Linked DNA regions of Mus musculus: region 2 is linked to region 1. The links are chromatin loops, found by intact Hi-C in ENCODE. Cell type or tissue: heart. All regions are shown on one strand. Links, peaks and the distances in the headings refer to the core of each region. The heading gives the core; the rest is flanking DNA.

The links. A loop is a pair of places that touch in the nucleus more often than their neighbours do. Peaks named below come from ENCODE experiments on the same cell type or tissue, not always from the same donor. Only the 100,000 strongest peaks of a DNase experiment are listed, where the experiment ranks them.
Region 2: a loop joins it to region 1, with 2.4 times the contacts of the local background. A loop is called at or near these places in 3 of 42 quality-filtered maps.

Annotation. Positions count from the first base shown.
Region 1 is chr10:14,189,594-14,195,222 of GRCm38, reverse strand. No RefSeq gene overlaps it. Among named protein-coding and RNA genes, the nearest start is that of Gm51759, 65 kb to the right of the region's middle. In heart, for the core only: no CTCF peak of the experiment used is centred there; no DNase peak of the experiment used is centred there; H3K27ac peaks cover 112 bases.
Region 2 is chr10:14,096,896-14,102,524 of GRCm38, reverse strand. The region is part of intron 2 of Hivep2 (human immunodeficiency virus type I enhancer binding protein 2); the gene reads right to left. Among named protein-coding and RNA genes, the nearest start is that of Gm51759, 28 kb to the left of the region's middle. In heart, for the core only: no CTCF peak of the experiment used is centred there; DNase peaks (open chromatin) are centred at 2,304 and 3,144.

The DNA of each region.
Region 1 (5,629 bases), core at 1,185-3,684:
ATGCAGAGTGGTTAGAAGGAAAGGCCCAGCAGAAAGTCTTTACATTATGATGGGGTGCTCTTAAAGGAGGCTGTGACGTCCAAATCCTTTCCTCTTTCACTCTTTGATTTTCTAGCCAGAAAATGAGCAGCTTGTACTTTAAGCAAGGTACCCATATGCTTCCTTGCCATATGTCCAAAAGAAATGGAGCTAAATAGTCATGGGCTGAAACCTCCAACATCTTGACCCCAAATAAGCCTTTTCTCTTTATAAGTTAATTACCTTAAGTATTTGATACAACAGTGGAAAGCTGGATAACACAAGAGGAGGGCCTTAGAGAAGTGATGCTGTGTGGCTATTTCCTCCTAATTAAAACATTTTCTTCTAGAAGAAGGCTCCTTAAGACTTAGGTAAGAAAAGCGTATGTCTAAGGAAGTTCCTGAAACTCACAGGATCCCTAAAGCCTCTCTCCAGTCTTATAAAAGTAGTAAAAATTCAGGAAAGAGGAGATGCCCATGTGTCTTGCTGGGAGTTCTCGAAATGTCTCCCGTTTGTCATTGTTCACACTAAGGGGAGGCTTTTGATAATGCCTTTCAGTCATCAATGCCCCCATCCGGAGCTCCCTCTCTATGATTCTGTGAGCAACTTCAATAAATTACTGGTTTCCTAAACCATGCTTGAGTGGAATCATTCCTTCTGTCTATCATCCCTGTGTGGAGTGAATTCCCATGTGTTCCCACCTCCCCAGGATAAGTCGCACTACGGCTGGTCCACAAGAATTCATGATGGAAGGGAAATTTTAGTTGTAATACTGTGAGCAGGAAAGCTGAAATCCAGGGGCCTAGTGCTGGACTGTAATGCACAACACTTGAGGGGATCCTATTGGAACTCCCCTACCACAAGAAGTACCTTGGAAACCACCTTCATGTGGGTTCTAGGCTAAGAGACTATATCATCTCCCTCATCCAGGAGTTCTGTCTCCAGGTGACTTTTACCTGGCACTCCCCTAAAGTGAACAAACTCTCTTAGTGTGCTCAAGGTCAGATTCATATTCATAGCAACTACTCGGAGGTCTCAATGCTCAGATGCTATCTCATTGTCAAATATTCCCCTCCAAAACACCTGCTTCTTCACCTCTCACCTCCCTCCTTCTGAGTCTCCTTAGCCTCCCTACTTCCTCTCTCTCTCCTTATTTCAGTCAGTTCTTAGCATCTCGTTTCACCTTCCAGCTCCATAGAGAGCTATGCGTGGTTCTTGCCTTCCCCCAGTGGCATTTAAAGTGTTTCTTGGTGCAAAACATCCTATTCATTGCCATAGAAACAGGGAACTCAGTGTGGAAGAAAAAAAGGGGAGAAAGGAGTCTGACACTCTGCAGCTATTCAATTCTGTTATTTTGCCCAAATCCATAAATGGCAACATACCAGGAGATACCCAAAAGCCAACCCGCTGTTAGAACAAGCGAAGGAAGGGCTTCTTGTTCCTGGGAGAGTTTACCCAGGTTTTAAAGCAGGAAAGAAGAGGCTAGAGTGCAGGGAGGGTTTGTCCTCCCCCAATCCCTCTCAGTGTCACTGGCTATAAAATGAAGTTATTGTCACCTTCTCACTGGGGTCACAGGAGGATACCCTGTGTGACAGCTGGGTTTCACCCCTCTCTAGGCTCACCACACCCTTGGATAGCACAATTCAGTGTCGTTCGAGGAAGAGACTTGTTGACTGTCCACTCCCTGACATAACAATGAGACGATCTTCACAGCCCCATCATTTCTAAAGAAAAGGCAGTGAGCTTTGACCATTCCTGATAGGAAGGAAAAGAAAAGTCAAACTTTTACATCTCCCGGGCAACCAACGATGAGCCTTCTTTGAGCCCCTGATTTCAAAGATGACTAACTCTTCATTCTTTAAGCACTGCCCCTGTGTCTGACCCTGGAGCACCCCAGTTCCCTGGGGAACTATCATCTCTAAGCTGAGAATAGACTGGGGAGCGATGATGAAGAGAGCTAAAGCTAGTGTGCTCAGACCTCCGTGGCCATGGGTTTTCTCAGAGGTGTTGCAAAGTGCAAATCCGGAAGTGCTCCTCGCCAGCATTCAGAAGCTCTGCTGTACCCACTCCGTGTGCAGGATGTTTGTCTGTCTGGTATCCATCAGTCACAGAGGCAACACCAAGTTGCTGACATCTCCACATGCATGCAAGGGCTGATTGCATGGACCTATGAAACTCAATTGCAGACCCTCCAAGCAAGCCTTAGGTTTTCCTACAACAGTTTCTTCTAACCAATTCTTTTAACCAATAATGCAGTGTCCTCTCCACTAGGCCATTCAGATTAGGAAGCACTAGAGGCCCTATAGGAAAGAGCATGTCCAGTTCCCTTGGAAACTCTAAGTAATAAATATCTCTGCTAATGATATTACTCTATGCCAGTCATCCACCTAGACACAAATCTACCTTGGCGTATCCTTATATACACATCACAGCTATGGCAATACTGTCCTGGGGTCATGGTCTCCTGAAGATAGGTCAGCAGCATCTTCTTCTATAAATAGGGTGACCATATGTCCTCCTGTTCTCCACAGAGCCCCAGCTTTACCCCTGTTGACCTATGTCAAAACAAATACTTAGCTCATCCCCTCTCATGTCCTGAATATAAATCATATGGCCATCCTAATGGAACATTTAACCACTCATTAAATAGATAAATGTCTTTTATTTAAAAAAAAAACAGAGAACTAATTACAATGTAATCATTGGGCCTCACATCGTCACTTGAGAAAAGGATCTTGAAATGAGCATTACAGACTTTCTAAAAATACCCATGTTTGTCCTCCATACGCAGGGAGTTAAGGAGGGAAACCAGCTGCATGAAGTGTGTATACAAAGCGAACAGTGATGACACTGGACTTTTTTTTTGTGGTGAGAACTGAGAATGTGGTCCATTGGGACTAAGAAGCCTTACAAGGATAAGAATCACAATGGGTCTACCAATTGCTCAGTCACCTCCATGTGTCTCAATCTTTGATAACTGAGAAGCTGTCTAATTACTCATTTGTGATTCACACCCTAAGTGCGCTGTATAGTATGGACACTCACAGCTTGTACCCTCAAGCAGCTTATTCTACAGAGTAGCAATAATAAACATGGGAAAAAAATTTTTTAAATGTAAGCATGAGTCATTATAGCCCATCCAAGGAAGCATTTATTCCAATTCTTGGGGTTACAGCTGAACTTTGACGCAAGTTGTGAATATACAGGATAGCAAACTGCAAGACCTTAATGATAGCTGAGCCAGTGGACCTAGAGACTGTTGCTGCTGCTCAAAAATACAAAAGACACACCTGAAGAAGCTATAGCTAGAGGTTAGGAGACAGTCCAACCCCAAAGACATGCAATTACCCAATTGCTACAGTCAATTTGATTTTGGATCCTGTTTGTTTGTTTGTTTGTTTGTTTGTTTGTTTGTTCTGGTGTGAAGAATTAAGATCCTTAGGGACTACCAGTAATAAAAATTACTAGAGCGCAAATGGAGATAACTGATTATGGATGCTTCAGATTTTCAACATGTACCCAAACTACTTTACTGTTCCTCAGGTAAAGAGGAGTGGTGACCCCTATCCTTCAACACATCAGCTTTTGTTCCATGAGAGAATTCGAGTCTGTAGAAGAAGCTCACATGCCGTTCTCCAAGAGAAGTCTGTCTGAGGTTGTCTGCAGTCAAGCCCGAGAAGCCTGCGACAGCGCATATGTCAATGAGAAGTCACCAGTTATGAATGTGCCTCGGCTGGGTTTTGCTTCTCTGCACCCTCATCGGATGCAGGGTTGTTTTGGTCTTCTACAGAGTTATAAATAAAAAAGCAAGCTCTAAAGATTTGCTGAAGCAACGCTGAGGCCGGAGGAGCAATCTGGCTTAATTGGCCTGACTTAGACACTGTTCCTGGCATATGGTCTTGCTTTCCCTGGCCGCAGTGACTTCCTATAAAAAGAAACACTTAAAACTGGCCCCTGGAATTATTTAGAGCTATGAGATATGAGATGGGGGATACTGAAGATGCGTTTCCCCTAAATTTTTTTCTTAAAGATAAGGAATACCAGTGTTTAGAGATCTGTTTAATGGAATGTCTCAAGCGACATTCATTTACTTCAGAAGAAAACAGATAGATTCTAACCCCTAGAAAATATAATTCATTGTTGCTATATACACAGGAGCCTCTGTTGTGTGACTGGTACATATGGATTAGGTTAAAGAGTAGCATATATGCTGTGCCCCCCAAAAGAAGTTAACGCCTCATAGATCAGTCCAGGGGAATCCCAAGGTGCCGCATTGGGTTCTCAGCAGTACCCTCTACTTGCCACTCCTCTCCTACCACCTTACCCATCATCAGCTTTCTCCATGGTGGTCCTTGCTGCCCAAACCCTGGAAGGCAAGAACTGGGTTTGAGAAACTCATCCACTAACGGGTATTTATAAAATGCCCTACCAAACAGCATTCTTGAATGCGAAAAGTCAGGCACTACACTATTATAAATGCTTCATCTTATTAAATCATAACAACTCCATATGTTATATTTTCCCATTTGGAGGGATAAGGAAAAGAGGTTTGGGGTGGTTGTCGAATACCATCTGTTAATGAAGATATGTTGGGCTTGGACCCAGGTCATTTGAATGATAAGCCTATCTTCTTTATCTGAATGGAGCAATAGCTCCCTGGACATCAGTGGCACAAATCACAACAAAGCAGATGCACTTCCCCAAGAGCACAGTAATGAGATGGACATTCCATTGGATTTTTCCCAGACTCTAAGAAGTATAAAGGATCAATAAAAAGTGTGCATATTTCAGACACGCAGATGCTTCAATGTAGGGAAGGACTTTGCGCTAGCTCTCTCTTCAGATTGCTGTGAAAAACTTCTCTTGATACTTGGATTCTAAACATTTTGAATTGTCTTTTAAAACTTATTTTCTGTCTCCAAGTGTTTATCTGCATGTATGAACGATTACCACATGTGTACCTGCTGCAGGCAGAGGCTAGGGTATCAGACCCCCTTGAACTAGAGTTACAAATGGCTGTGATTCATCACATGGTACTGGGAATCAAACTTGTGGCCTCTACAAGAACAAGCGCTCATAGCTACAGATCCATCGCTCCAGGATGGATTCTAAATTTTTCAATAGCTATACAAATAAATCACACCAGGTAAAATGATTCTGGCACTGAAATTGCTTCCACTTTTCACAGAAAAACAAATGCAGGGCGTGTTAATTTTGGCAAATTCATTGAATTAAGAGATACCCAGTGGAAGGCCTCTAGGTGTGTTTGTGAGAATTGACAGGGGAGAGGATCATTTCTGAGTGTGGCTATCATTGTCTCAAAAGCTGGGGTCTCAAATGGAATAAAGGAGGAACGAACAGCTTAAGAGCAATCTCTCTCTCTCTCTCTCTCTCTCTCTCTCTCTCTCTGTGTGTGTGTGTGTGTGTGTGTGTGTGTGTATTTCTGTGTGTTTGTCTATCTGTCTGTCTATCTATCTATCTATCTATCTATCTATCTATCTATCTATCTATCTATCTATCTATCTCATTCTGCTTTCTGGCAGCCATAAAGTAAGATGCTGTGTCATGCCCACTTCACCATAATGAACAGCTACCTCTGAAACCATGTGCC
Region 2 (5,629 bases), core at 1,217-3,716, 93 kb after region 1:
TATGTGATCTTTTAAGATCAACTAAGATAAGAGACTGATCAAGCATGTGGATGACATGTAAAACATTCATTTGACACAAACTCAGTTACAAACAGCAAGGGCGGCATGTGGTCTTCCAAGGGCATCATCTCAGAAAATGGAAAGCACATGGAAACTTTTGTGGGTTTTTTTGGTTTGGTTTTGTTTTTTGTTTTTTTTAATGCCACTATTTGACCAGGTCAATATTGCCGTGCATTTAATTCTTAAGGAGAGAGATTTATCAAGTGTATATTTCAGATCCAGTAAGAAACTGGTGCACCGCCAATATGTCATCATCACTTGAACTTACAAGTGACGAAATGCTGTCACTCTGGGTCCAATCCAGAGGATCCCTTTCTTTTGCTGGAACTTGCTTCACCACACAAGTTCTCAAAATAGATTCGTTTCTGCTATTTTTCTAACTATAGTTTAAAGAAAGGTTTCACAAAGGCTGGTGAAATAATTACAGTTGCATAGGCAAGGCATATAATTAGTTGAAGACGAGGGTTGAGAGGGGGAAAGACTTCTCCTACACTCTGTGGGTACGAAGACTTAGGCTTATTAAACTGTGAAGCAATTGCTCTTTGTATCTTTCATGGTTACAACCAACAATTGGGTGGAAAACACCCCACAACTATGTATAGACACACACATACACAAACCCTCAGGACACAAACAGAACATGTCCTCCCTGGGCTCAAGTGAACACAGATGCTGGGACTGAAAGTAAGTTCAGCAGTTATCCCAACCCGAGTTGCACAGCTCAATCAGGACAGAACAAAGGAAAAGGCCAGATACTTTCCTTCGGCATTAAAGGCCAGGATACCTTTCTCAAGTCGCCTAGAGGGCCTTCTCTTCTTATGCCTTCTCAGGCAGATTCCTGAAGGACAGAAGGAACACAAACGTTTTCCTTTTCATACAAACTTGTTGAACTCACAAAGATTTCAGCCACTGTAGGATCCCTAAGGTAGGAGTATCAAAAGTTTACCTGCTTCTCCACTTTCTTTTCATTCCTGCATCCAGTTGTGCATGACACGGTGTACAGAACTCAGGCTCCGACTTTAATTGCACATGGAAACATAACGCCAATTTATTTTTATCCAGCAAGCACAGATTTTAATTGGAAGAATTTGCTCACAGACTTAGCAGTCATGCCTTAGTAGCAAAGAACTCACAGGACGTGTGAATAATTATAAATATCACACATGGCGTGGCCTGGACAGCTTTACTAATTTGCAGACAAAAAAAAAAAAGTTACACAGGTGCTAAAACAGGTTGATGGATCCACCAACATAGAGGCTGTAAGGGGCACGGTACAGTGAGGCTCATGCTTTCCTGACCTAGCCTGATCCCAAGATAAATGTCAAGAACATCAAGGTTCACAGCTCTTTTCTTCAGGGGCAGGTAATGAAGATGGGGGGGAGGGGCTTGGCGAAGAAACAAGAAGAGCAGTGGCCAAGAGTCAAATGGAGAGTGAAATTCTGATTTCAATGTGAGTCAGCTGAAGAAGAAACTAAGCTGGCCCAGCATAATGGCTGAAAGGTCTGGGCTCGCTTCTGCCTGGGTTGACTAGGAGACCTTTGTTTAAGGTATCAAGAAAAGAGTAAGATAAAAGCTGTTTGACTGAAGGTTGGATGCTCTGTCCAGCCCATCAAGGACATACAAACTGAATATTCCAAAGATGGTCTGAGGGGACAGGAAAGAGGGGGGAGAGAGAGAGAGAGAGAGAGAGAGAGAGAGAGAGAGAGAGAGAGAGAGAGAGAGAAAAGCAAACTAACAGCATGTACCTGAATGTATGACGCTCCCACCTTCATGCACAGAAATTCCCAGCCATTAGTCCAGATACTTATTTTGAATAGAGTTTAACAAGATGAATCCTTCCAGTCAGACTTCATCAGGGCCACCCTTATCCATAAATAAATAAATAAATACATGTGCAGAAACCCCTTAACAGCATAGCAGTAAAATCTAGTGAGGCTATCTGCTTTCTAAGATGAATTAAATGCCAAGTGGACACCTGACAAGATGAGATGGGCCATAAGCAAAGGTGTAGCAGGTGGACTGGTAATGTCAGCAAATGCTCTAGAAGAGCCTAAGGGGCCGGAAGTACACGGTGCATCACCCTGGGCCACTTCTTCTAGCTGGTCTCTGCACAAGAGGACAGGCTGTGCTTCTTACAGAGAGCTAGGGAAGCAAGCTGGAAGAACATCTCCTTCTCAAGACGCTCCCTGCCCCGACATTCCAGCCACCCTCTGAGAACATCATGGTGAGGTGCCAGAAGTCCCTCCACCTAACACAGGAATCTTTCCACGGGCCTTGCTCTTCATCGACATGGAAGAGGGGAGTGGATAGGCCGTGAGAACCTTCTCTCCTCCAGGGCTTGCCAAGTAGAGCTGAGTTCTCCAGGAAGAGATCTTCCAAGGGTCTCCCGGGTGCAGCTTATTCAGAACACACCCCCCTAGGACTGTCCTTTATAACCAAAGCCTGAAGTTGAATTTGTCATAGAGCCTTTCCATACACAGTTCATTCCCCAATCCAGAAATCATATTTAGGTATATGAACACATACAAAATATTTGTTCTGTTCCATGACCTACGACAGTCTCTTCCAGAGAAGTTTATAGGAAAGAACCTACAAAGATAAGTAAGAGATAGGACGCGGCCTTGGGATGTATTCCCGGAGAAGACAGAAGTAAATTTAGTATTTCCTGAACACATATAATTTGGCAATATGCTTAACTTTTTAAATACATCACCTCATTTATTTTTCAAAATAATTCTGGAGTCAAATGGTATGTTCCCAAATTTCATGTAAGGTTTATAGTGGTTAAATAACGTTCTACGGTCACAGTGATTTTAAGGAGCTGGCATGGGAACCAGGTACACCCCACCACAAAGCCCCCGATCTTACTCTTCGTAAGCATTAGAGTTATTCACAGGGAGAGCGTGTGTATTTCTTGTAGTGGTAATCAAAGTTGGCTCAGCAAAGGACAGTGATGTTAAATACAGCCCTTGACAAGCTGACTCAGGAAGACTCTAAATGGCAGAGATTGGAGGGAAGAGCTACCCAGGTGGCAGAACAATACAGCACTAGCCAAGAGCTGGCAAGGGGTAGGTTGTAGGCAGAATCAGCTTGGCTAAGGCATCGGAACCATGGACTAGAAAGGTCAGCTAAGGCCAACGTCCCCTTCATGCTTTATTTAGCCAAATAAATCCTCAGTTTGTGTGCCTCAAGTACATTCTCCACTTTATTTGCACTGGGGCCCATCAGGGCACACGAAGCAAGATAAGCATGGTGCCTCATGTAGCCAGACTCTGGAAGAGGTCCTACGTATCATCCAAAGATAGTGACATGTCAAACTGTGCCTTGATGTAGTCCTAGAAATATCCCTGTACACTGAAATGACACAAACTAACTTTGCTTTTTACCATGGAGATACACAGAAGGAAAAGCCCACTTCAAATCTGTGGCTGGATACCCATCATCTAATAAGAAGGTCAGCATTGTAATCGTATATACCAAACAATAATGCTTTGGGTGTGCACATACGTTACAGAAGACTGATCGTAGCCATAACACAGTGTTGGGGATTACTGAAGGGATGTGGGTTCAAGTCAGGAGGGAGACTACACAACAGCCAGGATGTGTGCTAACTGGAAGGCAGCTGTGGTAAAGAACACCCATGCTGAGACCCTCCAATACAGTTCCTCATGCTGTGGTGACCATGAACCATAAAATTACGTTAGTTGCTAAATCATAACTGTAATTTTGCTAGTTATGAATCATAGTGTACATATTTGTGTTTTCTGATGGTCTTAGGTGACTCCTGTGAACGGGCCTTTCATCCCCAAAGGGGTTGTGACCCATAGGTTGAGACCTTCTGGGCTTGCACGAGGAGTAGTTCAGCAGTTAGGGCTGTGTACCACTCTTGCAGAAGACCTGGTTTCATTTCCCAGGTCCTATACTAGGAAGCTCACAACTGCCTATGACTCCAGATTCAAGGAAATTTAATGCATCTGACCCTCATAGGTAACACACACACACACACACACACACACACACACACACACACACTTTAAAATAATAAAAATAAATATATTCTAAGTAATATAAATGCTGACTAATTGCTCCAAGCCCAGAGGGTCAAGTTTTAGGAAAACTGATTGGAGTCGTTCAGGAAACTTCATCACATGTTGTTCCTTCAACCACAGGGCTTACCTAAAGATGAATCTCTGAACTCATCACTCTTCTCAAAATCTTTCAGTGATGCTCCATTCTCACAGAAGTTCCAAAACTCAGGTCTACCCCTGTTGATTCTTTAGTACTTACTGTACGGTTTCCTGCCCAATCAACCTAGTCTTCCATCTTCTACTCTAGCATCTGCAGCTATAGGAAAATGGTTAAGCATGGTGCTCAAGCACAAACAGTCTTTCCCACCCCTGTGCTTTGATACGAGCATGGGGCCCTGTTCATTTTCTTTTTCATGACCATCATGATCTATTACAAACAACATGAACATAAGAATTGGTGTATGTGCCAGACACACCCTTGAAACCTGGTGCATAATGAATGTTCTGTCTGTGTATGTTGCCTACGTGGCAGACGGAACGGATGACTATGATAGACGGATGGATGAGTGGTTGGGTGTGTAAGTCCGTCTGCTGTTAATAACTATTCCCCTGTCAATATGCCATCGCACATCTATCTTTTATTAGGAAACTCCATATTCTGTCTTCTTTTATGAATGCACAAATACAGTTTTCCCCTTTCTTATTAAGAATAAAAGGCTCAGGAAGGCTGAACTACCTTTGTGTAGCCCCTTTGTGTACCCCCTCTCAAAATCCAACACCTCACACAATACATGCTTAAAATATTTAAAGTAGTATGGTGCCTAACACAGTGGTTCCCAACCTTCCTAATGCTGAAGTCTTTTCCTACAGTTTCTCACATTGTGGCGAACCTCCAAACCATAAAATTTTCACTGTACTCTATAAGTGTAATTTTGTTACTGCTATAAATCATAATGTAAATATCTGTGTTTTACGATGGTCTTAGGTGACCTTGTGAAAGGGTCCTTTGATCCTCCCTCCAAATGGCTTGCAACTCACAGACTGAGATTCGCTGGCTTCCGTAATGCATTAAATGGCCATGGCTGAGGCTGTACCCATTGTCAAGGTTGGCTTCCCAAACCAAGTTCTCAGATTTAACAGTTGCCCTTTTGCCAGAGATAATGAAGGCCATTACTCTGTCTGCAAGACTCCACTCAGGCATCATCTCCTCTTGCTCTCTTCTGAGGACATTCCCATCTTCACACTGTACCCCAAGACCCTGGGCCTTCCCTCTCAATGCTGAACACACTTCCCAGCATTCAACTGCAGTTTCCTTGGTCATCTACAGGGGCACACGAGTCATCTTTCTTGTTCTTCAGCAACTTACTATCCCTAGAACGCTATTTGCCAAACACCTGCCTCTCAGTGGCAGGGGTCTAGTATTTTATTTTACAGAGACTTAGCCAACATTATGAATTTTATTATTATGTACCACATGCAATCACTGGGAATAAACAGAGATTCACTCTTAGTCTTGTAGGGGAACAGAACTTGTCCCACAG